3 separate regions of the Homo sapiens genome follow, and all the other regions are linked to region 3. Evidence: chromatin loops called from intact Hi-C (ENCODE). Cell type or tissue: ascending aorta. All regions are shown on one strand. Links, peaks and the distances in the headings refer to the core of each region. The heading gives the core; the rest is flanking DNA. Region 1 overlaps ZNF385D (zinc finger protein 385D). Region 2 overlaps ZNF385D (zinc finger protein 385D). Region 3 overlaps ZNF385D (zinc finger protein 385D).

Region 1 (10,354 bases), core at 1,436-9,435, 60 kb before region 3:
GTGTCATTATGACCTTTGCTTGCCTATTTATACAGTTTAATGTCCTCCTTATAAGCGAAGATAAGAAAACTACTTTTTAAAAATTTTGTAAATTTATGTTGTTCTTCAGCTGCTCTCTGCCCTTCAAGGTTCAGCTGAAAGGCCCTGCCACCCACCCCCCAACCCCATCCACTTAGCATGATAGTCAATTTTCCCTTTTGCAAACTTCTACAGAATATTCTAAGTGCTTAAGAGGGCAGGCTTTGTCATCAGAAACCTGCATCCAAATTCCAGTGTTTTCATGTCCAAAGGAAATTAACAGCTATTTCGGTTCTCCTTCTATAAAATAAGAATAACAGCTAAATTCCAGGATTTCTGTAAGGCTTACAGGGAGAAATAATAGAGTAAATACTAAACTATAGTAACTATTCTTAATGTCTTTTTTACTCATTTTTTATCAAAATGATATGAAATAATGGAATATATTTTATTAAATTTTTATTTTATTAGCATTATTGCTTAAATCATTAATTGGTATATCTCTTATGATACTTACATTTTGTTTGCTAGTAATTTGATTCTGAGTTAAGCTTTTGAAGGGGAGTATTCATGGCTGGGTCATCTTAATTTTTTTCTATGGTGTCTAAGAAAGAGTTTTGAAAATTATAGGCACCCAAGTACTTTTCAGTGAATGAATAAATAAGACATTGTTGCTTTGAAAGCTAATCCAGAGAGAAGAAATGAAAATGGCAAACTATACTTAATGTCATTAATACTATTAGGTACCTGTTTTCAATGTGCTCATTGTGAGATGGTAGGCATAGGAAACAATATTGAAAAGAGAGAGAAAGAACAAAAAGGAAGGGATGGAAGGAAGGAGGTTTGGAGGGAGGGAGACTAGCAGGGAGGGAAAATAGCAATTTGGAGAAATAATTATATCCAAGCGACTTACTTGATTGACCTCGATAGAACTGTTAGTGAGGCAGCCTGTGAGTAGCACTAAAAATACCCCCAAGTCATCCTATATGGAAATACCCACTCTTAAATGATCTCATGGTAACCCATAGAAGTATATGTCTTTTAAACTGGAAAGTGATCAACCAAGAGTGTGGCATTATCTGACAAAATATTGTATGAGAGAGACTCGCTCAGTGCCTAATACGTGGTAAGGACTCAAAATATGATAGCTGACTTGGAATCTGGGACGTAAATATTTAATATTATTTATGGTCAGTGGAAAAATAGAGTCACACTAATTCACTTCCTCCCTTTTCAGCTTGTCCTCAGTTTGTTACCTGTTCTGTCACCTCTTCTCTCTTGGCTGCCCTCATCTTTCATTCCTCTCAGATTTACTTCTTGGCTCACTCGTTCTTTCTCACAAACATTCATTCAATATTTATTGGTTACTCACTCTCTTGAATACACTGGGTAAATTTCAATAAAAGTAAATGTGATATTAAGCCCTTTAAAGCAAGGTAAAGCAATAGTGAGAGAATAAGCAAAACACTTTTTTTAAGTTCTTGTTCTTGCCGGCTTCTCCTTTGGAATCATCATTTTCTCTTATTTAATAAAATAATATTATCTTTCCTAACCATCAACTAAAAACAAGTGCAATTTTCTAATATTATCACATAGTAATAAAAAGACATTGGTAGACCACAATTTGTTCTTTCCTGCGTATTTTCAAGAGTTTGCAACCCACTTCTTTTAGTGAGGAGCCACATGTGATGTTTAACTAATAATATCGGATATGATGACTGATGCTTTTTTATCAAAAGGTAATATGCTCTACTAATCACATGGACTAGAATCATGGCCATTCAATTTTATAAGTGGCTTTCTTGTTTATTTGCTATGCTTTCACCAACTACTCCAGCCAAAATTTTAGATGGCATATTGGCACTGGGGAAATCTTGATAACAACTGTTTATGGCAGTCTTGCCTATAGCTTAAGAATTCCATTAGTCTAGCCAAAATTTTAGTTGGTTATTTTTTTTTCACATATCCTAGCTAAATCTTAAGTGCTACACAGTTCAGCATAGAAATATCCTTTCTTCTCTACCCTTGTAGGCAAGCCCATAGTCAGACAGTCCCTTACATCGCAATGTTACACACACAGCCTTTCAACGGCTGCTGCCACAAGGCAGGGAGATGCTTTGGATTTTATTTCTGTATTTTTAAAATGTTGTCTTCCATTGAATTGCCCTTAGCTACATTTACATTTAGCTAGTCTGGGCTAGGTCTCAACTGACTGGTAAATTCCAATTACAGATCTGAGTGTAACAGAATTGTTTCAAGGAACTCAGAGTCTCCTATCACATTTCAGAGTATTATACTGTTGAAAGACATCTAAGTCCTTCCCTGATAACGTAGGAATATGGTAAGGTAAACCTTCTGACAAAAAAAATTATTTTTATTTTAAATAAGTCATAGATTCAGAAAGCCTATGTGAATATATTCCATCAGTAAAAAAAAAAAAAAAAAAAAAAAAAACCTACATTTTTGGCACATGGGAAGTAAATTTGATTGGCATGAAACAAATTATGTTATTCATTATGTTTCTGGAAAGGTAAAGGCTGTACAATTGGTAAATTAAAAGTGATTATTTCAGTAATGAGATATTTCAGATAAGCAAGCTTTAATCTGCCAAAGGAAATGGCAGGGCATACCTCAAGGGGAGAGCTTAGGAAAGCTGGCTGACTCTCAAATAAATCTGTTTTACCAAAAGCACAAATATACATCACAGTTAAAGTGGGTAGAAGGGAAACCAAAGGAAACAGAACAATAGAGCTGCATATATTTGGAACACAAATGTACACACATGCATTTTCTAAAAGAATCCAGACTAAGAATGATAAAAAAAAACGAAAAAAAAAAAACAAACAAAAAAGGAAATAAAACAATCAACCAAAAAAATCATGTGTATTTTTGGTGCTACAGATTAGAAAATATCAAGACTGTAAATCAAACTTAATGTGATGAAATGAGGGAAAGAGAGGCAAAGATTTCATTGATTTACTGATCCATTGGCTCAGGTATTGAAAACATGTAAAGAAATGGGAAAACAAATGTAAAATGAAAGTTGGATACCTGGAGTATGTTTTATGAACTGGTCAGCCAGTGAAAAATATCAGATGATAGTGAAAACCATCATGACAAATGTTTGACATCATTGAGGCCAGACTCAGAAAGTGAGAATCAACCACAGTAAGTCTAACTGTTGCACCAATTTTGGAGGAAAAAAGAGTAATGTAAAGGATGTAAGCCACATTTGATGGATTACAAGCAAAGATATGGTTGGAAGATGCATAATTACATAGAAATCTAACAAAATAAAGAAGAGCTGAATCTTGGACAATTGGCAGGTTGGTTTGTTTTTAGTTTAGCTTTGTCCTTTTAAGTTAGAAGCCAGAAAGATTGGCTAAGTATGTTGAAAATCTAATAACTTATGAAAGATGTACACAACCTGGAAAATAGCCAAAGCAGAGAGACAGACATGATTAAAGGACAGGCAAGTAAGAGTAAGGGGAAAGCTAAAGGTACTGGCAATGTTTTTGTGAAGAGAAGAGACTCAGGGTGACTTAATTGCCTTCAAATATTTAAAAACTAACATAGAAAGAATGGTGAACAGATGTTCTTCATTTCCACTTAAGACAGAAAAAGCCATCAGAGGACTGAAAGGATAGTTGCAGTCATGTCTGGAAGAAAGGACACATTTTCAGGTCCTTTAATAGAAATGAAAGTCAAGGGTTAATCTTTTTTAGGGAAATGAGCCTCTAAATCTCATATTGCAATTTTGTGGGATTCACATGGAAGCTGTACAAAATTAGAGCAAGTTAGAACTGGATGAAACCTTAGCAATCAAGTAATCTACTTCCTGAGCAGGAGAAGACAAACTTTTTTTTTTTTCCTTTGGGAAAGGGCCAGATAATTAATATTTAAGCTTTGTGAGCTATCAGTTCTATAGTGCAACTGCTAAGTCTGCCATTGTAGTGTGAAAGCAGCCATAGACAGTATGTAAACAAATGGGCATACCTATGTACCAGTAAGATTTTACTTTCTAAGATAGTCATCAGCCAGATTTGGTTCTCTGGCACCAGCTGTTGTTGGCTGACCCTGGTCCAGAGAGCACTGGCCCTCAAACTTTAGTGAGCATCAGAAATGCCTAGAGGGCTTATTAAGACACAGACTTCTGATGTCTTCCTACCCCTACTTCAAGTTTTGATTTCTGAGTGGGAGCTGCTAATTTGCATTACTTACTAATTCCTAGGTAATGCTGATGCTATTGGTACATGATCCACAAATTGAAAACACTGAGGCCAGAGAACACAAATGATAAACCTAAAGTCCAGTTAAGGATGTGTGTCTCTAGGCATATTTAGCAGAATTCTATGACAACCCCCAAGATTTCCTGCTTCCTGCTGTACACACCCTACATCATCTGTAGGACTATTAATTTTGTGGATATTACTTTTGTGATTAGGTTATGCGACGTGATACAGTTGACTTCAAAAAGAAGAGATTCATTTGTAATCCCAGCACTTTGGGAGGCCGAGTTGGGTGGATCACGAGGTCAGGAGATCAAGACCATCCTGGCTAACACTGTGAAACTCCGTCTCTACTAAAAATACAAAAAATTAGCTGGTCACGGTGTTGTGCATCTGTAGTCCCAGCTACTCGAAGGCTGAGGGAAGAGAATTGCTTGAACCTGGGAGGCGAAGGTTGCAGTGAGCCGAGATCGCACCACTGCACTCCAGCCTGGGTGAGAGAGTGAGACTCCATCTCAAAAAAAAAAGAGATTGTTCATGTGGGTGTGAACTAAGCACATGAGCTGTTCAAAAGCGAAGAGCATTCTCCGGCTGGTTGCAGAAGCAACAGAAGGATTCAATGTGCCCTTACTGGCCTGAAGATCGAGGCCACATGTAAAGGAATGCAGATGGTCTCTGGGAGCTAAGAGTAGCCCCAGGGTGACAGCAAGGAAAGCAAGACCTTCATTCTACAACCACAGGAACTAAATTCTGCTAACAAGAATGAATTTGAGAAACAGATTTTTAACACAGAGTGTCCTGATGAGGACTCAGTCCAGCCAACATCTTCATTTCAGCCCTATGATACCCTGAACAGAGAACATAGCCACATCTGTGCTGGACTTCTGACCTACAAAACTATAAGCTAATAAATGTGTGATGTTTTAAGGCACCAAGTTTCTGGTAATTAATTACGCAGAAATAGAACTCTGACACTGTGAGTGTGGTATATGTCCCACTTTAGACCTAAAGCTCCCTAGTTGAACTGGTTACATATCCACTGCCAAACATCACTGTCTCCTGTAACAACTTTCAAGCACGCTCTTTTTACTCCTGGCCCCTTTAGTTTATAAAGCGCCATGTTTAGGAGTTGTCTCTCTTTAACTGAGAATACTTTCCCACTGCTGACTCTCTTCTGGTTAGAAGCTCTGGGAAATGAAGGTAATAAATATCTCGTATGTTTGACAAACTTCACCACACTAAAGCCATAAATGGTTAACTGTTCTCCTCTCTCTCTCTCTCTCTCTCTCTCTCTCTCTCTCTCTCCTCTCTCTCTCTCTCTCTCTCTCTCTCCTCTCTCTCTTTCTTTCTTTCGTAGCTTTACATTCTTTACCATCAACTGTGACCCAACCCAGACCATTTCAATAACGGAACCCTTTAAAAAATCTTTAATAAGCCCAAATTCATAAAAGTTCAAAAAATACCCTCAATAGTTAAGTATTATAAAGTCACATTAATTTTAAAGCATTACATTTTCTGACATTTAAAAAGTCTCTGACATGGCATATCCATAGTTTGATTTTTCTGATGTTCTTATAAAGGTCATGTTTATGGTATAATAAGCACACATTTGCAAGGGTTATTAATCAGAGCAAAGCTGGGTGGCAAACAGATTTCCAAAGAATTTTCCATTTTTATTCTGAACATATTAGCTAGTTAAGAATGTCACATTTTTAAGAGCCTACTTGGAAAAAAATTAACGATTAATTTTGTTCAAAGGGATGTCTTCATCGTAAGTGAAACTGGAGTGCTTCTTAGGAAAATAGATGACAGGGATGCATTTTGCTAGTTCAGCAAACTCGTATGGCAATTTGGAAAATTCTAATTTTTAAGCTAATGCTTTAGAGCAGTTAGCAAGGAAACCAATGGGCTCCATAAGCTTTATTAAGAATCCAGTGGGTATTGGCAAAAGCATTTCTAACTTGTATGTGATAAAGGAATATACGTTTTTAACGCTAAGAAAAAAATACTGCAAAATCCTGGCCCATACAGGTGTTATGGCTTATTATTTCAAACAATTTCCTTTCTATTTTGTCTCAGCAAGAGAGAAATAGATTCCTTCTCAATGAACGTAGAAAAGTAGATTTGCTTTAATATTCAAGAAATGCAAGAGGAGTGTCTCTGAAGATTTTATGGCTACTGGCTATTTGGAAACATTACTTGCCTTGGTGACAAGAATTCAACCTATGCTTGAAACACAAGCACACTTTCAAAATATTAAGCTTAACAAAGAGAAACAAACAGAATATGGTACAGCCTAAGAGTTCATAAAAGACAGCAGAAGTGGCAGACTCGTAAGCATTTGATATTCAAATCTCTACATCTCTCTTTTTTACATCTACATCACAGGTTTTTCCCTGTGAGTTTCTCAAGCTTTGTCTGTGATTAATTTTACTTATCAAACAGACAAGCAGCACATGCGGTCTTGCTCCAACAAGAGGAAGTATTGGCACCAAAGAGCCGCTTCACCTGATGGATGTTGAAACCAAATGGTCTAGACAAATCTCAAGGGCTCTGAATAGCATGGCTCATAAAAAGACAAAGTACAAACCCATTAGAAAATAATGAAATTAGTAATTGGCATTACCTAATTATCCCAGAATTCTGAAAAATCTTTGTATGGAGCAATACATCTGCCTATCCTAATTTAGAAAATGAAGTGCTGGAGGTACAAATGATTAGCTACCTTGAGGTTTTGGCCAAGAAACACAGTAAAGTAATAAGCCACGCATGAAAGCAAGACAGGTGAATTCTCCCAGGCAATAATTCCTCAACTGAGACAATCAGAGCAGGGAGAATGGGTGAACCGGGAAAGAAGAAAGAGAACAATGGTGAAAACTGAGGGGCAGGCAGCTTTGGTGGTCACAGATGTCCAGCCTGGCTTTCCCAAAAAATGAGAGACAAAGGCAAATTGAAACAGTCTAGGCTTTCATGTGACCTATATAAGAATGATTAAAGATTAATAATAGAGAAAAAAGAAATAGCACAGTGGAAATTTAAAAGTAACCTTTTTTTAATGTCAGATGATTTGTTAGTTGTAGATATTTTAGGAAAGTGTACAAATGTGTACTCAAATCGTAATGTTTCATTTCTAAATCTCTTCACTGTTATAACACCAAATTGTTATTGTGTTTGGATTTTTAGGTTGCTATAATTATTTTTGGCAAGTGCAGATTATGCGTAGGTATAAAAAGATATAAATATTGTACTTTGTTCCCTAGCCACGGAATTGTAAAAAAATAACCATTTGTAGTTGCTGTGAGAAACTGTATGAAAAGCATCAGTGTATAGAGCAATACTGAACTATCGCAATATAATGTGAGCCATAGAAATGAGTCACATATGCATTTTTGAATTTCCTAGTAGCCACACCAAAAAGTAAAAATAGGTGAAATTAATTTAATAATATATATTTTATTCAACCCAAATAAAGGCAAATAATAATAAAGGAATATTTTACACTCTTTTTCATGTACAAAGCCTTTGAAAACCAGTGTGTATTTTGCACTTACATACAGCACACCTCAATCTGGACTAGCTAATTTTAAGTGTGCAGTCGCCACATGTGGCTAGTGGCTATTGTGTTTGTCAGTGCAGACCTAGAACTTAATGTGCAATAGTTTTTAAGGAATATTATTTTCATACGAAATTGAAATTAGTTATAGATTCAAGGTTTAATTGTCACAAAACACATTTTATCCACAACTGTGGGATCTTACCTTTATATTTCTGGTCATCCCCTGGGACAAGTTAAATACAGCCACTAGTACTTGCTGGTTCTCCCATCCTGAAAGGGAGCCTATTTTCCCATCCTATGAGTTATCACTGGCCTCATAACTTGTCTTGACCAGTGGAATGTGGCATAAGAGACACCATGTGCTTTCCAGAGCCCAGGCCTCAAGAGACCCTGCAGCTCCTGCCCTGGCTCTCTGGTAATATTGTCTGGAGAACAATAGGTAAGGAAGCCAGACCAGCTTCTGGGAGAGTAAGAGGTTATACAAACGGAGAACCCAGATCCACAGTCAACAGCCAGCAGCAACCTCCAGAAACATGCGTGGGGTCATCTTAGACCTTATAACCCAGGTGACCCACAAGATAAATGCCGCTATATGAATGAGCCAGATAAAATAGGCAGAGGAAGTGCTCAAACCCAAAATATATTATGAAAAATAACATTGTTATCGTGTAAGCCAGTTGCTTTTGGAGTTCGTTTGTTAAGTAGCAATAGACAATAAAACGAATATGTATAACTCATAATTTTTTTTATTAATAGGCCACTTTTTGGAGCAGTTTTATGTTCATAGCAATATTGCACAGGAAAGCACAGCAATTTCCCATATACCCTCGGCCGCTACACATGTATAGCTTTTTCCATTATCAACATCCCCCACCAGAGTGTTCATTTGTTACCACTGATGAACCTACATCAACACATCATTATTGTCCAGGGTTCATAGTTTACATTAAGGTTTACATTAAGGCTCACTCTTGGTGTTGTACATTCCCTGGGTTTGGACAAATGTATAATGATATATATAGTATCATAAAGAACAGTTTTATTGCCCTAAAAATTCTCTTAATATGTTTTTGACTAAGGCAAAAGGTGGATCTAAATTCATAGGAAATAAATATAAAAAGAAAAAACCGATGATTCACCAGTGATGATCATGTACAATTTTGATTTGTTTCATTTGAGAATAGCTGAATGGCTTAATAAAGCCATATGGTTATTGTAGAAAAGTCTGACAATGTAAACAAAATCTGTTTTTTTTTTAGACAGAGTCTTGATCTGTCACCCAGGCTTGGAATGCAGTAGCACGGTCACAGCTTACTGCAAGCTCGAGCTCCTAAGCTCAAGGGATCCTGCTACCTTAGCCTCCCATAGTGTTGGGATTACGGGCATGGCCAGAAAATTTTTTTTAAACATCATGGTAACTTCAGTACCATAACTCACCTCTATTATTTTTGGTGTCTCTACTATTATTTTTGGTGCCTCTACTGCTTTCTTTTTTTAAAAAAACTATGTATTTGAGGGGAACAAACACATTAGTTTGCAAAAGCATAAGTGCTTGAAACCGCCTTTGTTCTGTTGGAATAATTGTATATCTTAAATATACTTCTAAAACATAATTTTAAATTCTGACAAGTACTCTATTTTAGGGATATACCATAACTAGTTTAAACAATGCCCCATCATTGGTCATTATTGGTATGTCCAGTATTTATTATAAATAAAGCTGACATATAGCAATTTTATAATTATAAATAAGTTATTTCAAATGAAACAAAATTTAAAGGTAATTAATAATTTAGGGAAGGAAAAGATCATGAATACTATGAGACACATAATGACATTATTCATTAATTATCTTTATTTAACAAAACTTAGAAAACAAGTCTTTATCACAGCTAGACATTAACTACATTCTTTCTGAATCTCAGCTCCTTTAGGTGGTTTTATCAATGTATCTGTTCCCATAGTGCATGGATATCCAATAAACTGTCTTTTAAATCCATGAATTCTTCCATAAACTATTGCTGTCTGATGAAATTCTAATATGCATTTAATTAACAACTCTAGGAATGCAACATGAAAACTAAATACCAAGCTCTATAATTTTTAAAATGACACAAAGAGAGATTTCTCAGTTCCCACTCAACAGCTTTGTATTATACCATATGTTTAGAAAATCAATTAAGAGCACAACAGGATATCTGAAAATAGTATGTGCATGCTATGAAATTATTATAATGTGCTTGTGTTTCCAACAACATACTACAATATATATGGAGAGAGACAGTCCTTAACCAAGAAGATTGCCGTCTAGTTAAATACATAAGCCAAGAAAACATTCTCAGTGACAAAGTAAGATTACCTGAATATACAAATCTTACATAATTCTTATGGCTGAGACTTGCAATCTGAACATCTAAAGATTTTTCTGATGTAAAAAGATTTAGAATCATCTGTCCTGCCCCACCTTATTGAAGCAAAAAAAAAAAAAAAAAAAAATACTATTCCATTTAAAGACTGAATAGTCGTATCTCAGAGCAGTTAAGCCAAGCTG
Region 2 (10,354 bases), core at 1,188-9,187, 300 kb before region 3:
GCGAAGTGTTTTACATACTTAAAATAACTGTACATACTTATAAAATAATTTCATTTTTTATTGTATAAATTGTATGTATTTATAAAGTAATTCCACAGTACAGAGCTGCAAAAATGAGAAAACTCTAGAAGTTAAGAAAATTTCCCAAGGACACAAAAGTAGTATATTGTGAGCCCGAGCCAAGCATTTCATGGAACAAGAAAATCAGATTTTGAGGCAAAAAAAAAAAAAAAAAAAAAAGTTGGGAATGATACTCTTGGCCATGACTGTGATTCTGCATAGTAAGGTCACAGGGAGCAGTGGGCTAAAACCACTAAATTGTTCTTAGGATCAGCTCTATCAGGAGTGATAACCGTAAATACAGATATTATATTTAAACTTAGTTTGGCCACACACTGAAGCCAGCGTGACACTGTGGGTATTTACTTCATTGAAATCTACTATGGTAAAGATTTCCCTAGTAATACCCTGCTCTAACAACTTTTCCTCTGGATTGACTTGGTCTTAATCTGAAAATGGCACATAGTATAGATCATAGTAATCCTAAACTAACTTTCCTATTTATAGTGCAATTTGTTAACAAAAGCATAGAATAAACAAAACCAGGAATCTTTCGATTCCTGTGACATCTACGTTAGTGTTTCTCTGACCCCAGAGGATAATGTACATTTAAACCAAAGACAACAGAAGATTAGAGACATCAGATTCTCTGTGCCTAGGGGTTAGTGAAGTATTAACATTTCTTAAGGCAAGTTCCTTGCATGAGACAGGCTTAGGGGAATTAATATCAACACTCAACTTCTGGTGTGTCTACTTTCTGGAATACTTTTGACCACATAGCTAACCATAAATTTGTTATTTTCTAAGCATGTAGTTAGTGTGAAAGAAATAAAAAGTTATATTTTTTATCTTAAATTTAATATGTAGAACTTGACTCCATAAAGATAGGAATACTATTAATTTTTAAGTAGTAATGGATTTTTCACTTACCTTTTAACAGTGATAAAGGGGTGTTTTTTAAACCAAGAAAGTAAGGTAAATATATTTTAGCATTATGACTTATTCAAAGAAAGTCATCTGTTCTATACAATGCATACATATAGCAAAGAAGTTTACTTTAATATGGTACATTAAATTACCAGTTATAAATAATTATTGTCCACACATTAAAATAGAATCTTAAATGAATGATAATGTTAACAGCAGCATATACCCTTGACATGATGTGATGAAAATTACCTCTGTGGGCTTCCTTCTCGTAACCCCTGTCTAACCATGAGAAAAACAGAAAACAAACCTAAACTTAAGGACATTTATCAAATTCCTGACCAGTACTCCTCAAAACTAGCAAGGCTATCAAAACAAGGAAAGTGTGCAGAACTATCACAGTCTAGAGGAGCCTAAGGAAATATGAGAAATCAGTGTAACATGGGATCCTGAATGAGATTCTAGGGCAAAAGAACATTAGGTAAAAACTTGGAAAATCAAATAAAGAATGGGCTTTAGTTAAACTAATGTATGAATACTGATTCATTAGTTGTGATAAATGTACAACATTAATGTGAGATGTTAACAATAAGAGAAGCTTGATGCAGGGTATATGGGAACTTTCTGATATATTCTTGAATCTTCTCTGCAAATCTAAAACTATTCTAGAGTTAAAGTTTATTACTTTAAGAAAAACAGAATTATAACCAGTCAACAAATGGTGCATCATTCAAGTTACTTTGTAGAATCATAATCAGAAAGAAGCTTAATGGCTTTATAGCATAGTTTTCTTAATTTTTAGATAGAGAAGTTTCAGGAAATTTCTCAAGGTCACATAGTGCTCTGAGATAATAACTAAGACTTGACATTGTATCTCCCAATGCCAAATCTAGTGTGTATTATCTTACCTGCAGTTACTCATGCACTCAAACTTTATTACATCAACATTTATTAAGGAACTATTTTGTGCTAAGTTCTGTCCCAAGCCACTGGGGATAAGAAGGCCAATAAACATAGATCATGTACTTAGTGGCAGAATAGTTTATGAGACATCCCATAAAGACTTGAAATAATAACTATTATTATAAACTTCTTAATCTGCTTTATTCTTTGCTATATTCTTGCACTTATACTTGGCATGAAATGGGCACTCAATAAATATTAAGAGAAAACAATGAATAAATTAATAATAGCTAATCATCGTGGAAGCACTTTTAAAGTATTTACAAGTATTAACTCATAAAAAACAAGAGGTGCACAACATTTGCATTATCATCATAGCAACAAAACTGAGGTATGGAGAAATTTGGGAACTTGCCCAACGCCAGAGCTGCCAACAGGTAACACAATGATTTGAACACAGTCTGGCTCAGTTGCATGTGCTCTTCATTTGTTTTTTATTGTTTAAAATTTAATTTTTTATAAAATAATTGAATTCATCCTGATTTATTATGCATGCTGAAAGACAACATCTTAAACATTTGACTATAAAAGAAACTAAGCGTGGCCCAAGCTAGAGTCAATTACGTATATCCAAATACCATAATGCTAAGGTATTAAGTTGCTTAAAATCATTTAGAAGGAGGAAAGAAAAGGAAAACCTATAGCTCTCAACTAACCTCTTGTGCAGAATGGTAAGAATAAACCACAGGGCTTCATTGCACCTTTTTTTCCCCCTGCAAAAGATGAGAAAGTAGGAAAACGATTCGCTTTTCTTACTGTTTCCCAAAGGCTGATTCAGATTTCTTTGCACTACTCTACCAAAGACTCTGGGACAATATATGTGACAAGGAGTTAAAAATAATGGGTGAAATTCAGTGAGAAGAGAAAGATTTGAGATGGTTTGGGCTTGCATTTCTGTGCCATTTTTCTGCCAGCGCCCTGTAGCAAATATTCATTACTGCAACTGTCACTATTTGGCTTTGGCATCAAAACAGGTTGCTAATACGTTGTGGAATGGGGCTTCAGTTGAGAATAAAAGGAAACATCAGTATTCAAAGTGGCCCATTTGTGACCTTCGTCTTGTATAAAAACACTGTAAATACTTCTTTAAAAAAATCCATAAAGCATAAGAAAGGATTCCAAAAAATATCAACACTTGAATTTTGGATAGTAACATGGAGCAGCCAAGTTACATGGTCTGGGCAAGAAATTTATTCCTCTGGTTACAGACTTCATAACTGAAGTGGAAAAACCATAGGTGAGTTACTAGAGTTTCCTCTCAGGTAACAGGGATTAGTGTTATAACCCAAAGATGTTCATCATGTTTTCCTGTAGATTGAAGGCTCAGAATTACATCTGATTTATTTTCTTCTTTCCTATGTGAATTTAAGTCTCACTCAGACTTGCTAGGAAATGAAGAAAACAGCTGCTTCCTCATAAATGTGCTGACATTCTGAAGTAGAAAAAGGTGCTTCTGACCAAAAACAAAAACAAAAACAAAAACAAACCACCAGTCTTTAGAAATTATTCCTGGTGGTTTCTTTTCTACCACTTTTATCTCATTTAACTAAAATTTATTGAGCCCATACCACACTCTTAGACCCAGGCAGGAATGGCCTTGGCACTGGGCTGTGCTTAAAAGTCCCTTTATTTGTGGGCTTTTTTTTTTTTCTTGTAAAATAAAAAAAGTTCCTACAGGGTTCTGTAACCAATTGAGCAGATGGGAATTATGGGAAAGGGAAGTGAGAATTGAACTGGGTGCCCCAAAGGCCAGAGTACAGAGGCTGGGAGTTCATAAGTGTGTGTGCACACTTATGAGTGTATATGTCTATGTGTATGCATGTGCATGTATGGCTATATGTGTATATCTGTGTATAAGTGTGTGTGTGTGTGTGTGTGTGTGTGTGTTGAGAGGTTGGAAGATATCACAACTTCTATCTGGAAACCAGAGAAAGAGTGGCTGTTTTTGTACACAGTACACATTTGGCCACCCCAAATCACAAAAATGTATGTCTAAGCAGAAAAAGTCCCCCTGCTCTGAATTCCTCACTCCCGTCTGCTAGAGTGGTATAGCTGTAGAAAGTGCTTTAAACGGCCTAGAAATCCCAAAGCCACCAAATGAGGCTGTGGAGAAATCAAGTGCTCCACTCCACTTTGCAGGGTACCTGATTTGGGTAGGTCCAGTCACCAGCCAGAAGTTCTGGCTTTGGGCACTGCTTCCGCTCTGTTCTTACAAATCTGCTTCACTACCAGGCTCAAGGATGATTCAGGTGAGGGGATTCTTTATTCTCCAGGTCCCAAGGACAATTCCTGGGGAACAAAGTGTGGAGTTGCTAGGCGAAACTTGATACATATTTAGATATATGGCATATAGTCTCCATTTGTATGCTCGGTCCTGAAAATTTTGGGGGTCTGTCTTATAGAACCCATCCATATACAGGATGCTGTGTTAATCACAGGAGGTAAAAAATAAATGCAATATAAGTTGTATATGCAAGAGTAATAGGACTCTAATATAAGAGTGGAGGGAACAATGAATTCACTCTCCTTGAGAAGAATAAGCTGGAAGAAGTATTACTAGAAAACATTAGAAAAATGAATTGCACTTCAAACTGATTTCACTGTGTCTCTAATGGTCTGTGACTTGGTAGTTCCATGCAAAAAGTAATCACATATACTTTTCATCAAGTGACAAGTTGTTCCCCATAGTAGCCTGCATGAAACTCTAATGTTCTAAGGGATTGGGTGACTATACTATTTCTTTCTACCTTTACATTATTTGAACTAAATTTCCCAAGCCTTGTATGCATTAAAAATTTTAGAAAGGAGATTTTAAAATTTACAAAACAAAAATATTGAACTGAAACTTTTGAGATGATTTTCAAAGCTGTCCAATTTATTATCTGTTTGAGGCAATTACATCAACAATAGATTCATATACATAATGGTTACTTGTTGAACTCACTATGTGCTACATGTATTACATGCAAATTAGACCATACGTTATTCTAATGAAAAATATTAAGGCAGAAGCAGAGCCCATTTAAAAAATTTAACTTCTGGATTTCCCTCTTTTTTTTTTTTTTTTTGAGACAGAGTCTCGCTCTGTCACCCAGGCTGGAGTACAGTTGCACAATCTCGGCCCACTGCAACCTCTGCCTCCCAGGTTCAAGTGATTCTCCTGCCTCAGCCTCCTGAGTAGCTGGGATTACAGGTGCGCACCACCACGCCCGGCTAATTTTTTTGTATTTTTAATAGACATGGGGTTTCACCATGTTGGTCAGGCTGGTCTTGAACTCCTGACCTGACGATCTGCCCACCTTGGTCTCCAAAAGTGCTGGGATTACGGGCGTGAGCCACAGCACCCGGCCTTTTTTTGTTTTTTTTTTTTTTTGAGATGGAGCCTCACTCTGTCATCCTGGCTGTAGTGCAGTGGCGCAATCCCGGCTCACTGCAAGCTCCATCTCCCTGGTTCAAGCAATTCTCCTGCCTCAGCCTCCTGAGTAGCTGGGATTACAGGCACACACCACCACGCCCAGCTAATTTTTTTGTATTTTTAGTAGAGGCGGGGTTTCACCACGTTGGCCAGGCTGGTCTTGAATGCTTGACCTCAAATGACCCTCCCACCTCGGCCTCCCAAAGTGCTGGGATTACAGGTGTGAGCCACTGCGCCCAGCTGAATTTCCCTATTGATGCCAAAGATCAATTAGCTTCATAGGGACCGGCCATTTTCTACAAAGATCATGTGATTTGAGAGGGCAATGTGAGAATGCTTTTATTTTGTAGGATAATTTATCCAAAATTTAGGCAATTCCTATTACTCATTCAAATTTGGGGATAAACAGATTACAGAAGCAGGTTGCCAGGACAGAGCACAGTTGCAGAAGCCCCCAAAAAGAGGTGGTGATCAGGACCAGGTCACACACCTTGACTTGGGTCAGGCAACTGAGGGTTAAGCTAATGAGATGAAGAAGGGGCAGGAAAGTTGGACCATGAAGGAGGAAGAAGCAGAGGCTCCTGAAGCACAGAGTCTTGACACGAATTGTCCAGTCCCCTGAGGAGATAAGTAGGATCCCATATTGGCCAGCCAAAGCTGAGACCTACTTTATATCTTCAACCTCCACATCTCCGAAATGTTCTTAACCTCAAAATGGACCTTTCTAGATTAAACTGGGATTTCATCAAGTCAAAGCGTATATTCTCTCTAGACAATGGGTCTCCCCTACAACCTAAAAAGAAAGAAGCCAACAGAAAAAGACAGATGTAAAAGGGTGACTGACAATAACAGTATTAGGGACATGACTAAACACTGCTCATCTCTCCAGTGGTTACAAGACTGATCAGGTGGCTTGACTTAAGCTCGCCCTCAGAATACAAGCTCTCTATTTAAAGAGAGATAAGCTGATTAGAGTTAGTATTATTACTTTTTTTCTCTACAAGGTAAATTGCCCTCTTTCTTTTCTTTAGCATCTGTAAATTAGGGACTCATTCTAGGAAAGAAGCCTTGGCATGTCTTTTTAGCCTAATTTAATATCAAAGCATTGTCCTTAGTTGATAACAATCACCTCAGCAATCTATATCAATGTCTTATCATGTCAGTGCCTTAATTTCTAAGTCAAAGAGGATTATATTCTCTACTCATTTAGTATATAAATATACTCCATAACATAACTAGAACAGTGTCTGCCAGACTGTTGGTAATTGATAAACACGGATGCTGCTGCCATCAAATTTGTTAGGCATTTGCTTATCTTTTAAAAGTTGGAGTTATATCCCTGTCAGGTAGGTGCTAGACTGAAAATTGGCATAGCAATAAAAAAGCATATCATTGACCTCCTAAGTGAAATTTTCATCCTTAATCATTTTCCTCTTATAATTTTTCAAATAATATTTATTTCACTCTTTTCTTTATGCTCCTTTGGCTCTCAAAACATCCCCCTATCATGGGGCCAAGATGTTGGGGAAATTTCACGAATCAAAAAGAATCCTATTAGTATAAACTAGTGATTGTGAGACTTTAGTATGCGTCAGAATCACCCAAAGAGTTTGACAAAACACAGACTGCCCAGCCCCAGCATCAGAGTTTCTGATTCAGTATGTATAGGGTGAGGTCTGAATATTTGCATTTCTAACAAGTTCCCAGGTATTGCTGTTGCTGCTGATCTGAGAACCACACTTCAAGAACCACCACTGACAGATCTGCCAATTAGTTTCCGGTTTAGATTAACTGGTCTCAGCTCTAAAGCTAAATGTCATTTAAACAGCAAGTCATGAATGCAAGAAGAGGGAAATGAGAGATTGAGTGACCAGTGTCCTTGTTTTCCTGAGGGAACTGAGGGAGTTCCTGCGACATGGGACTTTCAGTGCTAAAATTGGCACATCCCAGGCAAGCCAGGGGAAGCTAGTTACTCTAAAAGAGAACCCTGGAAAAAAGTAGAAAATTCTTTAAAAAATTTTAGATACTACCTAATCAATGAACTTTTTTTTTTTTTTTTTTTTTTTTGAGACAGAGTCTCACTCTATCATGCAGGCTGGAGTGCGGTGGCACCATCTCAGCTCACTGCAACTTCTGCCTCCTGGATTCAAGTGATTCTTCTGCCTCAGCCTCCTGAGTAGCTGGGATTACAGGGGTGTGCCACCACACCTGGCTAATTTTTGTATTTTTAGTAGAGATGGGGTTTCACCATGTTGGCCAGCCGGTCTCCAATCTCTGACCTCAGGTGATCCGCCCTCCTCAGCCTCCCAAAGTGCTGGGATTACAAGCGTGAGCCACCGTGCCTGGCCTAAACAAACTTTTCTTTGAGAGATGCACTTTTTGATAACAAATGAGGAAGGATAGAGACACATTCTGATCTTTGGAGCAGAGAAAAATACTAGTGGGAACCTAAATAACCTTCTATTGATCAGTTAAACCAGGGTTTCTTTTGTAAGAATAAACTTTTCTCTCCCTAAATTAGAGTTTGTATATTTCTAGGGGAATTAATTTTCCACTTTGTTCACAGATGTTTAGTATAAAGCACAGTTCATCCTCTCCAAATATAATTTAAGCCAAAATAAATTAATCCAAACCTAAGTTCATCAGAAGGTAAGATTGTTAGGCCTTGTTCTAGTTAATTGAGTGGGTCTGGCTATTGTACATACAACTGATAAGCACCAAGACAAATGGGTGAGTTTTATCAAAATTTGTGAGCTTTTGGATAAATATTACGAAAGGGAAAGGAAAAGGAAGACAAAAAGAAACTCAATTTACTCCGAAGGCATTTTAAATGATTTGGATGCCACTAGATTAGGAAACTGCCTTTTCATGCTTCTAATAGAGATTTTATTTTTCCTCCAGTAGGGCAGAATGAAAAAAAAGCCCTCCAAAATCTATGAATGGTAGCACCCCTGTTCCAAGAGCTTTCAGAGGAAAAAAATACTGCATGCTGCAGTAACAGTTTCTGTTTCATTAATGAGAAGAACTGTGTATTGGAAAGCTCAGTTTGAAATCTGGCAAGAAATCAAGGTATGGTTTTTCAGTGATTGCCTTTGGTAGTTCATCTGTTTAACATATGTAGTAATGGCCTTCCTTCTGCTGGCCATGTGCCTTAGGTTAAAAGTAAGGGTTTGTCATGTGTCCTTACTATCCACGATATCTAACGGTTGGAATTATGACATGATAAATCATGAATCTTGAAAGCTTTTACTAATTGAAGTTGAACGAAAAGTGAGAGAAAGCTTACCTCTGACTGGTAATTTAGAATGAGTAGGGACTGCAAAATGTGAAGATAGTCAAGCCAAGTTATTTAGGACACAAATACTCACTCTAGAATCCTGTTAGGCAGCACATACCATAAAAATGAAGAAATAACAGCCAGCTCTTCAGTTTTTTTGTACTGTAGAGCTGTCTTGAAGATAAGAAAACAAGCTCCCACAATAAAGGGTGCAATGATAAAATATTGAGTATGGAAATAATTTAGAACATTATCCCATCTGGACTCAGGCATTTTGTTGTATGTGCAAGAGTTATAATACTTAGCATTTTTCATTACAGTGTTAGTATTTCATAGATTAGCTATGCAGAAAATGTTTTAATCACCAGAAAGTTACCATGATGTAACCGATATGCACTTGCCACAACACATTGCTCAGACATCTAGATTAAAGGATTTTTCATATTTCAGGAGACTAGAAAAGGAGTTTTCAGGGAGTAAATTCCACTGGATAAATCATTGAAAATGGTTGACAAAGAGGATGGAAGTATAGAAAAGGAAATGAGAAAAATTACAAAAATTGAGAAAACATTTTTTTAACCAATAATCTTTCAGCAACTCCTGAGCATTCAATTTCAACTATAAGCTGAGTTAAGACTCAAACTACCCATCATTTCACTCAAAACAGCAATGTATTATTATTTTTCTCTCTGCAAAGAAGGAAGAAAAATGGGGGTCATCACATAACACAATGATTTCTTGATAGAATTTCTCTCTTCAAAGTAGTTTCCATGTTGTGTTAATATATTTCAGCCAAAGATAATTTTTTAAGAGCTGGAGGATAAATAAAAATCAGAGAAAACATGCTAATAAATATAGAATAGGAGAAATCAAAAGTCTACAGATTATTTACAGAAAGACTGGCCACTGAAAAATTGTTAGAACTGTTTGGAAAATAATACGATACAATTCTGGAACAAATGTGTCTCTTCCCCAGCAAAGCTAACAGACCTGTTTCTAAGAAGCCAAGATTCCCTTTCTATCTCCAGAAACCACATAAACTAGATTTTCATGAAATTCCAAATATAAACTTATCATCTCTCCTGTTATTCCCATTAGCTATCACACAGCTCCAGAAATTCCAAACTACAGCAAACTGCCCCAGCACCAAAATTTGCCAAACTATGTATTATTCTTTTCACATTTGAGAATACATTCATTGTAATTGTATCACCATTTCATCAAAGCGCTAATTTAAACATTTAAAAAAGTCGATCTTTCTTTTTTTTCTGAATATGAAATAACAATTTTTATTTTCTTAGGCTTCATTTAAAAATTGTTTATTTTAGCATTAAGCAGCTATAAATCTAATTATTTAAGTATATATTTAAGAAAAAAATGACTTATTGGTTAGTTCTGTCAATCAATTTTTAATTCAATACTTTAAATATATTTTACGGCAGAGTTATATTAATAAAGTATGCTAAGAATTAATCTCAAAATAAATCTGTGTTATCTCTGAAACCATCTATACTGGCCATTCTGATCCTGTAAAATGCTCAGTATTTTTATAGCTACAAAAAAAAAAAAATAGAAATCTAGTCCCATGTGACTGACCTCTCAAAGGATGCTGGCATTTCTATTCCATTTCACTCGTTGGGATCTTGTTACGTAAGAGTTAAATCACAACATCGTATTGGAGCCCATTTGATATAAATAGAAGTTCTAATATT
Region 3 (10,354 bases), core at 1,455-9,454:
TGCATGAGTTAAACATTTTTCTCTCTTTCTCTCCACGGACATTTTTAATGGAAGCTGCGGTGGAGGAGCTGCCTTGACTGTGTGTGTTGTTTTAAGGATATCGATTGTTAACACAATGACGGGTCAGGAGATGGAAGGCACAGTCATTAGCTGCAGCCGCCCTCATAAGTTGTTACAGAGCTCAGAGAAACACTAATGGATAAACAAGGTCGACAGGAACATGAGGGGCCAGATCAGAATGTCCCAAGGTGGTAAAGTCTTAGCCAGGCATTTCTTTCCCTAAGCAGCGAACAAAAAAACATTAGTATTGATGTTCGGGGTAGGCAAAGTGTACAATGAAGAATGACTTCATTCCAGCTTGCCCATCATAACAAGGGCAGGAGATGATTTAAAAGCTGCCCTCCTTGTACAGAGATGATGCAATAAAGATGATCCATGGTCACCTGCAATTGATCTTTGGGGTATTTCTTCTTCTTTTCAGTAATGGAAGGGAGTACCGAGTCAGGTCTATAAGCAGCAATAACCACTGTGAACATTTACTGAAAGTGAACCTGGTGACAGTGTTTCCAGTGCTTTCCATATGCCATCTAAGTTAATCCTTACAAACACTCTATAGAGTATCATTTATTATTCCTGCTTCACAGATTAAGAAACGGAGGCTCAAAGAGATCAAGTTGCTTGCCCAACTTCTCCCCAGTCTTGAGAGTTGAATCTAAGGTTCAAATTCAGTCTACAGAAACTAGAGTGACCAGTTCATCCCAGTACACATGAAACTTTCTGTTTTGACACGGGAAGTCCAACATCCTGAAAACCCTCTAAGTCCCAGGCAACATGGAATCATTTGTCACCGTAATTGGAGCTCAAACCATGGACCATGCGGTGTCTTGTAGAATAGAAATAAGTATACTAAGGTTGGAAACTTAGACCTGATTTCCCACATGTGCATAAAGTGGTAGCTCATCTAACTGGCCTCTACAGCATAACTACTCAAAGTGTGACCAGTGGGTGGACCAGGAACATTTAACGTCTGGGAGCTTGTTAGAAAGGCAGAATCTCAGGCCACATCTCAGACCCACTGAGTCAGGATCTATATTATAATATAATCTTCAGGTAATTTGTACAAACACTAAGTTTTGGGAAGCAAGATTTCAAAATCCTTTCCAGAACTATATTACTGTGATCCTGAATCAACTACTGTAATATGGACTTCTTTTGGGTACCAGCTCTATAAAGGATCCCAAGTAGAAAGGAAGGGTTCCCAGCCATTAGGGATGTTCACTGTGGAAACCAGGGATGGGCAGCACAGGCAATGTGTAATCAGGCCCACACGTCATGCCATACACTGATTTCCGTGAGAGGAGACAATGTGTCGTGGGGAAAGAACCCAGGCTTTGAACTCAGACTGACTTGGGCTGGAATCCTGACCCAGCCAACTGCTGCCTAGGTGACCTGGGGCAATGTGGAACTTCCCAGGGCCTCAGGATGCTTACTGTAAAATGGTTAAAATTTCCCATCTCAGTGGTTCTTAATTCTGGCTGTCCTTCATAATTAACTGAGGGGTATTAAATGAAAATGCAGATGCCTGACTCCACCTTCAGAGAATTTGGTTATACTGGACCGGGATAGCGCTTTGACATTAGTATCATTTCAAAGTTCCCCAGGTGATTCTTTTGTACAGCCAGGGTTTAGATCCACTGATGTTCCCCTTAAGGCTGGTGGTGAGGTGCCAATGGAATAACTCATGGCAGTGCCTGGCACAGCAGGCATTCATCCCATATTCAATTCTTCTTCTGTGAGCAGTGGCCACATCACCTGTTATCACCTATCGGCATCAGGGCTGTTCACAAAGGGAAGCTGAGAATTCTCAAAGGAAACCAAGAGGTCCATAAAGCTCATGCCTTAAGCTTCTCACTACAGTATTTGTACTTATTGATTTAAAAGTGAGAAAAAAACCAGATGGGTGCCATAAACGAAGTGATTCACCAGGTTAGTATTTAGGATCCTACACAACTTTTCTTTTAAAGGAAAAAAATTAATCAATCTGCCTTCCAATTTACCTTTTAACTGATACATTTTCCTTAGTATACAAATCCTAAGAATGCCCACAGACCTCTAAGCTATAGCCCACCATTCCTCAGGGCAGCTAATTAAAACACGTGATGGTAACGGTGACTTCCTTATTGTGTGCTGCAAGGGAAACACTTCCCAGCAGTTACCATGGTGGTACCTCAAAACAAGAGCGTCATAAGTTGTAAATTGTCACAGGACTTTACAAGCAGACCTTGGGAGAAATCCTAATAATTCTATACAGGAAGGGCAGAATATTTTGCCTTGTTTTTTTTTTTAAATAGTAGGTCCATTCAGCCAAAGAAATCTGTCTTTAAAAGTCCAGCAACACATGGAGGAATAGATAAAAATCAATACCGAATTCCTCTTCAATTCCTAAGCAATTATTAATAAACTCTCTCAGTTTTCAATATGTCCATCCCCATTAGAGTCTTGCAGGGGAAAGAGTATGGGGCATGGAATCTCAGGGTTCCTGCCCTGCTCGCTTTCTCTTCCTGCCTCTAAGTCTGAACTCTCCCATTGGTATAGAAAAATGACAAAGAATAGATTAGATGTGGCCTCTAAGGTATATTGAAACCACAATACAAGAGGCTATTTGATGAAGTAACGAAATGCTTCTTCCCTCAATGTCCTCAGAAATCTCTGCTGGAATGTTAAACTGCATAGCTGAACATTTATTTCCAAGTTGTTATTTTTCAAACTCCCCACTTCTTTTACTAATTCACTTGGCTTTTCACACCTTCATAACAAGGTCCATTTATACAGTGCTTTGGAGATTATAAAGTTTGTATTCAAATTTCATTACACTTCACTGTCAGACTTTTCAACTGATTGTATTAAGTACTGATGCAAAGAAAGATTCACTAATTTGTCCAAAGCCGTGCTACCAGAAAGTGACAAAGTACATACTTGAACCAGGAGGATTGGTGAAGAGCTGCCAAAAGCTCTTGAACCATACTTCCTTTCCCTCTTAAGTGTATCTTCCCCAACCAAACTCTTACTGATACTTGAGGTGGCTTTGCAGAAATACTCTCCCATTTAAATTGCTACTTATAGATCAGGGGCAAGATCTCTCTGCAGGTCTTTGGCCAATTTGTCCTGAGATCTATTCTTGCTCTTCCTCTAAGCTACAGACGTAGAGGCTAAAGCCTGCAGGATACATTTCCCAGGCCACCTCAGTCGGCCTCGGCTCAGTTCTACCAATGAGCGGCAGAAGGCAATGGATTGGAGGGCAAGAGAAAGGGAGAAACCAGGGTATTTTTCTGTCTCTCTCTGAGTGTAATGTGGGATCCCCTCTATGATTCCTGCTCCTGCCAGGAGGCCCTGGGCCCTGGCCTTCAGGAGTCTCTCTTGTGTTTCCATCTATAACTACCAGTTTCTTGCGATTGCTACTCTATGAATTGTCTCACCATTCCCCATGTGGCTTTTCAGCTCTTCTATCACCTATATACCAAATTATCTACATTAAATTATTTCTATGTAATTTACTAAGCATGGTTCCTAGTTTGACCCCAACAGGCAAAATCACTTTTCTCAATTTTCATACATTTGTATATGAGTTGGAGAAAAAGAAATAAAGAATTAAGCTTAACTGTTTACCATGTACTTTCCAGTGCTAGGCACTTTTATGTGTATAGCATATTTTAGTTCTCCAAATAGAACCGTGAGAAACATTATTATATTATTATTATTCTCCTTTTACAAAGAAACAAAACTTTACAAATGTGAGATGACTTTCCCAAGGACACAGCACTACTGAATGGAAGAGATACAACTGTAAAGTAGGCCATTTTTCCTACTTATCAGTCATGGAACAAAGACTAGACTGGGATTCCATCTTGAACAAATGGTAGAGATGGGGTCACTGTAAATATCAAAGAGATCGTAGCACAGCTAATTTGGACTTTTTTTATAAGCATTGAGTTAAATAGTGAGACAGCAAAAACATACAGTATACAATTAATATAAGCTTTACTATCTACACTAAATATAGACACTAGAGGAACTGAGGCAGTAGAGAAAGCCTGGATCCTTCCTGCCTGAGGCCAACTGTCTTAATCTGTTCTGGCTGCCATGACAAAAAACCACAGACTGGAGGGCTTAAACAACTGACATTTATTTCTCACGGTTCTGGAGGCTGGGCAGTCCAAGTTCAAGGCGTAGGCCTGGTTTGGTTTTGGTTAGGCTTTCTTCCTGGCTTGCAGCAGTTACGTTCTTGCTACAGCCTCAAATGGTGGAAAGAGGAAGCTCTCACATCTTCCTTTTCTTATAAGGACACTAATCCCATCCTGAGGGTTCCACCCAAATGGCTTCATCTAAACTTAATTACCTCCCACAGGCCCCACCTCCATACTATCATATTAGGAATTAGGGCTTCAATTTATACGTTTGGGAAACAGGGACACAAACATTCAGTCCATAACACCGATGCATGCCTTCTAAGCAGAATTCATATTTTCTGACTATTAATGATTTGATGTAAAAAGACAAGGCAGAATAAAATTATAAATTATGTTCAGATTTCTGTTATGAATTGTAATTTCACAAAGTCAAGTCAAAACACAAACGCATATTGGATCCCAATTATTTGACTCATTTCTCAAGCTATTGGCTGGAGAATGTTTTCAAGTATTACTGTTACAAATAATCTTCCATTCATAAAAATATCTCCCTACCCCCATTCTCCATTGTAAAGAGCACTGAAGTAAGTCTCAGAAGTATTGACATAGAGTCTACACCTTAACAGTCACTAGCTTTGTGACCTTGAGAAAGTTGTTTCAGTCATCTGTGGCTCAAATTCCTCATCTAAAAATAGGAATAATTATATTTTGTCTACTTCCCACAATGGGTCATTTTGAAGATAAAAAAAGCAAAATGTTGACACACTTTGAAAAATACAAATTGCTATACAAGTGTAAGGGATCATGTTTATTAAAGTACATTTACATTCCTTATTGCGTTTTTATCCTCAGAGCAATCTGCTACAACCACTTTCCCTCATCAGCAAAATCCATGAATATGAAAAAAGGTAAGTGTGAAGAGCAACTTTACTAAAGCCCTGCAAATTGTAGGCAAAATTGTATTCATTTTCTTCTGCCATCATAAATGACAACCTTCAAAACTGGAGACCTTCCTAAACATTTTCAGCTACTTGTGCATATAGGGTCTTTTATGCCCATCCCAGCCTGCTGGCAAGGGAATGCCAACATCTGGAGAAAATTCACTTAAGCAAAGTGAAAGCTGAAAACTGAAATTGTATCAGGTGAGTTGCTATTAACTATAATTTTGCTATCTTATATAATTTTAAGTATTTTTCAGACATTTTTGTACATTGGCCTTAATATTCTATAGAGTTAACACCGGCTTTACACTGCAGAGTCCTATGAAAGAAGCAACTAGAAACAGAAAAAAAGATTATGGAATTTATCACATTTAATTTAAAATTTAATTTCTATGGCCTTGTCCTTACTAGGACTTGGGTTAAAAAAAATAAAAAAAATAATAATAAAAAAAGCTAGTGTTTCAGCAGCAAAAGGGACTGTTTCTCTTGTCAATGCCCGAGTACTAGCTTTCATAGGGAATATCAGCCTTAGGGAATGCGTGGAGGAAGTGGATTCCCTTCCTCTCTGCTCTCCCACACCCATTCAGTCTTGCACATCCAACACATATTTCTAAGTGCCTGGCACTAACAAGAGTGCTGAGGACATAGATTAAACAACATTTATCCATTAAAAACTCTCAGCCTACCAACCCCATTCCTGCCCCCATAGCACCCATCTTCCTGTGGGGCAGACAGCATTTTCTGTGAGCATCAATCCTGATACTGCTGCGAATTTCCTTTCTGACCTTGGCCAGGTTACTTTTCTTTTTCCTCTCCACTTACAGAAATGTGATATTACATGTGGGCAAAAAAAGAAAAAACTGAAAGATTGATAAGAAAGAAAAGAGATTCACTACATCCCAGCCAATGCCCTAATACAGGTTCATATGCATTTGAGGTTTTGGAATCAAGAGGGTTTCATGAAAATACCTTCCGTTTCAAGGGCTGTGTAAGCCTGGAGTTCATATGCAATCAGGGCTGACTTCCAGCTGCTTCATAACGATTTTAACGCTGCGACAGAGCAAAGCATCTTCCTATTTTCAATCCTAGCAATTTGGTTCAAGCATGATCTCAACCACTTTAAGCTTTGATATTTCTAGCCACCTCTTATGCTGTATTTTCTCTTAATGCCACCAATCATGTGTGAAATTCTGTTGCAAAACTAATCTTTTTGGGAAATGATATGTAATGGCTTCTCTAAAGAGAGACAGACAGAAAGAGAGAGGGCAGGGACTATGACCTTTGTTGTTTTTTGACATGTTTTTCCTAGTGCAATACAAATGGAAACATCCCTTTCTCAAGGTCAAAGTAGAAATAGGCTTCTGCTTATACAAGCATCATGCTTTCTTAGGCAGGAAAAGCTTTGAAAATGATCCTTATGACTTGATTTTTAAAACCTCTAATGTATATAATGGTTGCTAAACTTGAAAGCCAGCTGTGCTTAAAAAGTACTTTAATGTCTATCTTATTAAGTCAATACTTAATGTATTACATTTCAAATGATGTGAAAAGATCCAGGAATACATAAATGCTATGACTGAAGTACAATATTAAGTCTATATATATAACAAGGAACTATTTGACATTCCAGTATTAAACACACACACACCAACCAACACATCTTGTCTTATCAACGGAGCGTTCAGTCAAAAGCAACTGTGACCGAATCTTCCGGAATGGAAGTCAGAAACCACTAATTTAAATTTGTCATTTGTTTTTTGGAACAACTATGTCATCCACGAAAGCGTAACTTTGCAAGTCATCATTAGCTCATGAATTTTGGAACTTATCCCTTAAATAAGCATACCTCATTTCCATATAATTACAACAACTGTGGAGGTCCTTTTAAAAAACTAGCTTAAAATTTAAGGATGTGATAAGGAATCCATGTCACTGGCATGTTGATCAAATTTGGAATTTGGCTTTTAAAATAGGAACTTCATATGAGATTAAAAAGAGAATAGTCTTGAGGAAGAAATCTTTATGGCTTTTAAAGTTATCTTAGATTTCAGGTTCTTATTCATGACCCTTTCTGATAGTATTCACCTGTTAACATTCTCCAGCCCTGTTTTGTAGTAATTTATTGCATGTAATTTAGATGTATTTGTAATAAGACATAATGGTCAGGACTTCACGCTTTAAAAGGGGGACTTTAGACATAGAAGTTTCTTCCTGAATTATTCTCACCCCTGTCAGCTTCGGGGAGATAGAAACAGTGGCTGAGTGTTTAGAAATAGTCGAGTGGACCTAATTCCTCATAACAGATCACTCAGTACAAACTAATTAGAAGGAGTTAAATGTTTCCACTGAAACCACTAAAAAGGAATGTTTTTCTCTGCTGCCTGCTGCTTTCTGATCGTTTCCTTCCTCATAACCTTGCCATTTAAATATTTTTCTAACACACTAGTTTGGAGGTGAACTTGATGGTCCAGCTACAACCAAAAGTGTAAGTGCTGACATGAGAATGTTCTAAACATCCCAGGGGAAAAAAGTCCTTCCTAAGACAATGTACAAATGCGTCTATTATAGGCAGGGGAATAGGGTTCTGTCCTAGAATTTTCCTACTAGATTTTCTTTTTTTTTTTTTTTTAGCTGTTGTATTAAAAGCTTCCTCAGTGAGGTTTTTGTTTTGTTTTGTTTTTATTATAGGCATGCCACCAAATGTTTTTCCTATTTTCCTTAGGCATTTTAATGAAGAGAGTTGATCCACAACTAACACCAAGGCGAACTTGAATGATTCATTCACACTTTCTAAATTTTGCCTGCCCTTTTCTCTAGGTTTAATTAATATGCCATTAATAGGAACATTTAGGGAGAGCTCTAATATTTGCCTCTTAATTCTGTTTAAAGTGTATCATTTCATTTTTTTTAGGAGTATTCTCATGGGGGCAAGCCCCAGATCCTTCTTGGCTATAAGCTTACCACAGTCTCTACCTGCTTGACTCAGAACTGAAAGCTTCCTGATATGCAGCCACACAGAATTTCTTCAGCACAATCAGCCTCCCATTTTCTCTCCTGATGGCAAAGGGTGAGACATGGCATCTCTCTGGCCAACCATGGGGAATCTGTGTGGTTGACATGACCACTGGCAACGACTCACCTATCCAGCAGTGGAGAAATGTGTCAGGCCAGATGGAAATGGGGAGACAATTCAAACATACGGTGCTTAGAGCTGGAGACAGTGCACAGTTACAACCTTCTGCCAGGCGCTGAGCAATTGCTGGGGTGCACTCAAGCAAATAACCTGCCCTTCATACCAGCACAGTCCTCTTAACCAAACTGTAACTGGGCAGCTCAGTCCATTGTACTGACAACCACCCACAGCCTCTCTTCCTTAATCTAGGGAGAAGTCTCCCAGCTGCCTTGCTTTTATTTCTGGATAAATTATTAATGGCTATTCATCTTTGGCACATGTAATTTTTAACTATCTAAAACATTGATGGGGGTGGGAGGGTAAATTTATAAGTATTTATTATTTTCCCTTGCTTTTACAGTAAATCCCACTCAGGTTGCTGACTGAGATTTTCCCTGCTTCCTTCTCCCATGTGAACCTTATATTTAACTCCAAATGGTGAATGCAAGATCCAAGATTGATAGAATAAGTAACAAAAGTGTCCACGGTGACTGAACAGCAAACTCTGAAATCACAGCACAGGAAGTACAAATGAACGATTATTGAAAACACTGCACTAAAATCTCAATAGGAGATAAGAGTGAGGCTTAAGTCATTAGAAAGCTCTATTATTCTGGCAAGTCTGAGACAGCACACTACAAACATGAGCTGTTCTTGAGATCTGAAAATATTACATCTTCCACCAACTTGCACACACACACAACTGACTCCAACTAAGCAAGGGCAGGGTCCAGTTGTCCAGTCCCAAGGGGAAGGAGGAATGAATTGAAGCAGATAGGCTGAGCCAGGCTATTCAGGTAGTGATTCTTCAGCTATATTTGAAGGGGTGGGGGTGGGGGGCAACACTGACAAATCAGATGATTTATAAAGGAAGTAAATATCCCGCTTTCATATCAATTCACCCGTACCATAGCATCACCATGCTCTTCATCACGCTCTGCTGGGGACACAAATAAAGGATTTGTGACATCTCTACCCCATTCTCACAAGTCACCAGAAAAGCCTAAGAATGCAGCATTGCTTTCCCTTTGTCCCTGTTCTCCCTGACTTGATAAACCATTTGCAGTTGAAAAATGAAGAAGAAAGTAATGGCCAACCAATTTGCAAAGTGAAAGCATTGCTTGGAAAAATTACCTGAAATCGCTACAATTTTGAACACGCACACACATTAAGATACATACACATGTACACATATATGTGTGTGCGTACATACATACATATATAAATACATAGTCTTCAGCATTTTCAAACATTAGGATGCTATTGAATTTTAACATGCCTGAAGTGTACTGCTCAATTCTTTTTGCCCTCGCTCTTGTACCACACATTTTTTTTTTAGAGACAGGTGGGCTCCCAAAGTTGTGGATATCTAACAGCTTGTACGAGAAGCTGCATAGCATAACCCGAAAGAAACAGCATTCCTGAATACATAGGATTTCCTCTGGGAGCAGAAAAACATTTCTTATACCAAAATTATGGTAAGACAATGTTCAAGACACTGAGGGCAACTTTAGCCTTGCCTTTCAAAGAGTAGAGTTTCATCTAAAGTAAGTAGGACATCACATTTCAATTCGTACTATTAAAAACTTGCATTACACAATGAAATTGATTACCCTATGAATCACTCTGCTTTACAAGAGGCTGAACTAGCATACAGTTAATAACACAAGCTAGCCCACTGAACATTTCTCCAATAGTCACACGATAATCCAGTCCAGCATGGATGGCCTTTGACCAGTACTTTTAGACTCTACTGCTATTCTAATTGGCCCTACTTCCTCACGACGATCACATAAGGAATTGTTTCAAGAGGGTGAAAATATAAACTAAAATTATAATCTGTTTCATCATCCTTCAGTATCATTACTGATGCTGAAATTGTATTTTGTCCAAAAGACCTATTATCTTTACAAGCTTTTCCATTTATGAAAATATATGCATGATAAACTCTGTTAGTGGCCAATAAACAAGCTTACCACCTCCATTACTACCCACTGGAAAGAGATGGTTTTTAACTACAGATTCTGCTTAAATTTGGCAATGCAATGAAATTG

Evidence for each region. Peaks named below come from ENCODE experiments on the same cell type or tissue, not always from the same donor. Only the 100,000 strongest peaks of a DNase experiment are listed, where the experiment ranks them.
Region 1: it touches region 3 in a loop (2.0-fold over the local background); 4 of 110 quality-filtered maps call a loop at or near these places.
Region 2: a loop joins it to region 3, with 2.0 times the contacts of the local background. A loop is called at or near these places in 4 of 110 quality-filtered maps.

Annotation. Positions count from the first base shown.
Region 1 is chr3:21,678,853-21,689,206 of GRCh38, forward strand. All of the region lies in intron 1 of ZNF385D (zinc finger protein 385D), which reads right to left. Among named protein-coding and RNA genes, the nearest start is that of ZNF385D, 67 kb to the right of the region's middle. In ascending aorta, for the core only: no CTCF peak of the experiment used is centred there; no DNase peak of the experiment used is centred there; H3K27ac peaks cover 4,922 bases.
Region 2 is chr3:21,439,080-21,449,433 of GRCh38, forward strand. The region is part of intron 4 of ZNF385D (zinc finger protein 385D); the gene reads right to left. Among named protein-coding and RNA genes, the nearest start is that of ZNF385D-AS1, 99 kb to the right of the region's middle. In ascending aorta, for the core only: no CTCF peak of the experiment used is centred there; no DNase peak of the experiment used is centred there.
Region 3 is chr3:21,739,299-21,749,652 of GRCh38, forward strand. All of the region lies in intron 1 of ZNF385D (zinc finger protein 385D), which reads right to left. Among named protein-coding and RNA genes, the nearest start is that of ZNF385D, 6.7 kb to the right of the region's middle. In ascending aorta, for the core only: no CTCF peak of the experiment used is centred there; no DNase peak of the experiment used is centred there; H3K4me3 peaks cover 4,405 bases; H3K27ac peaks cover 4,745 bases.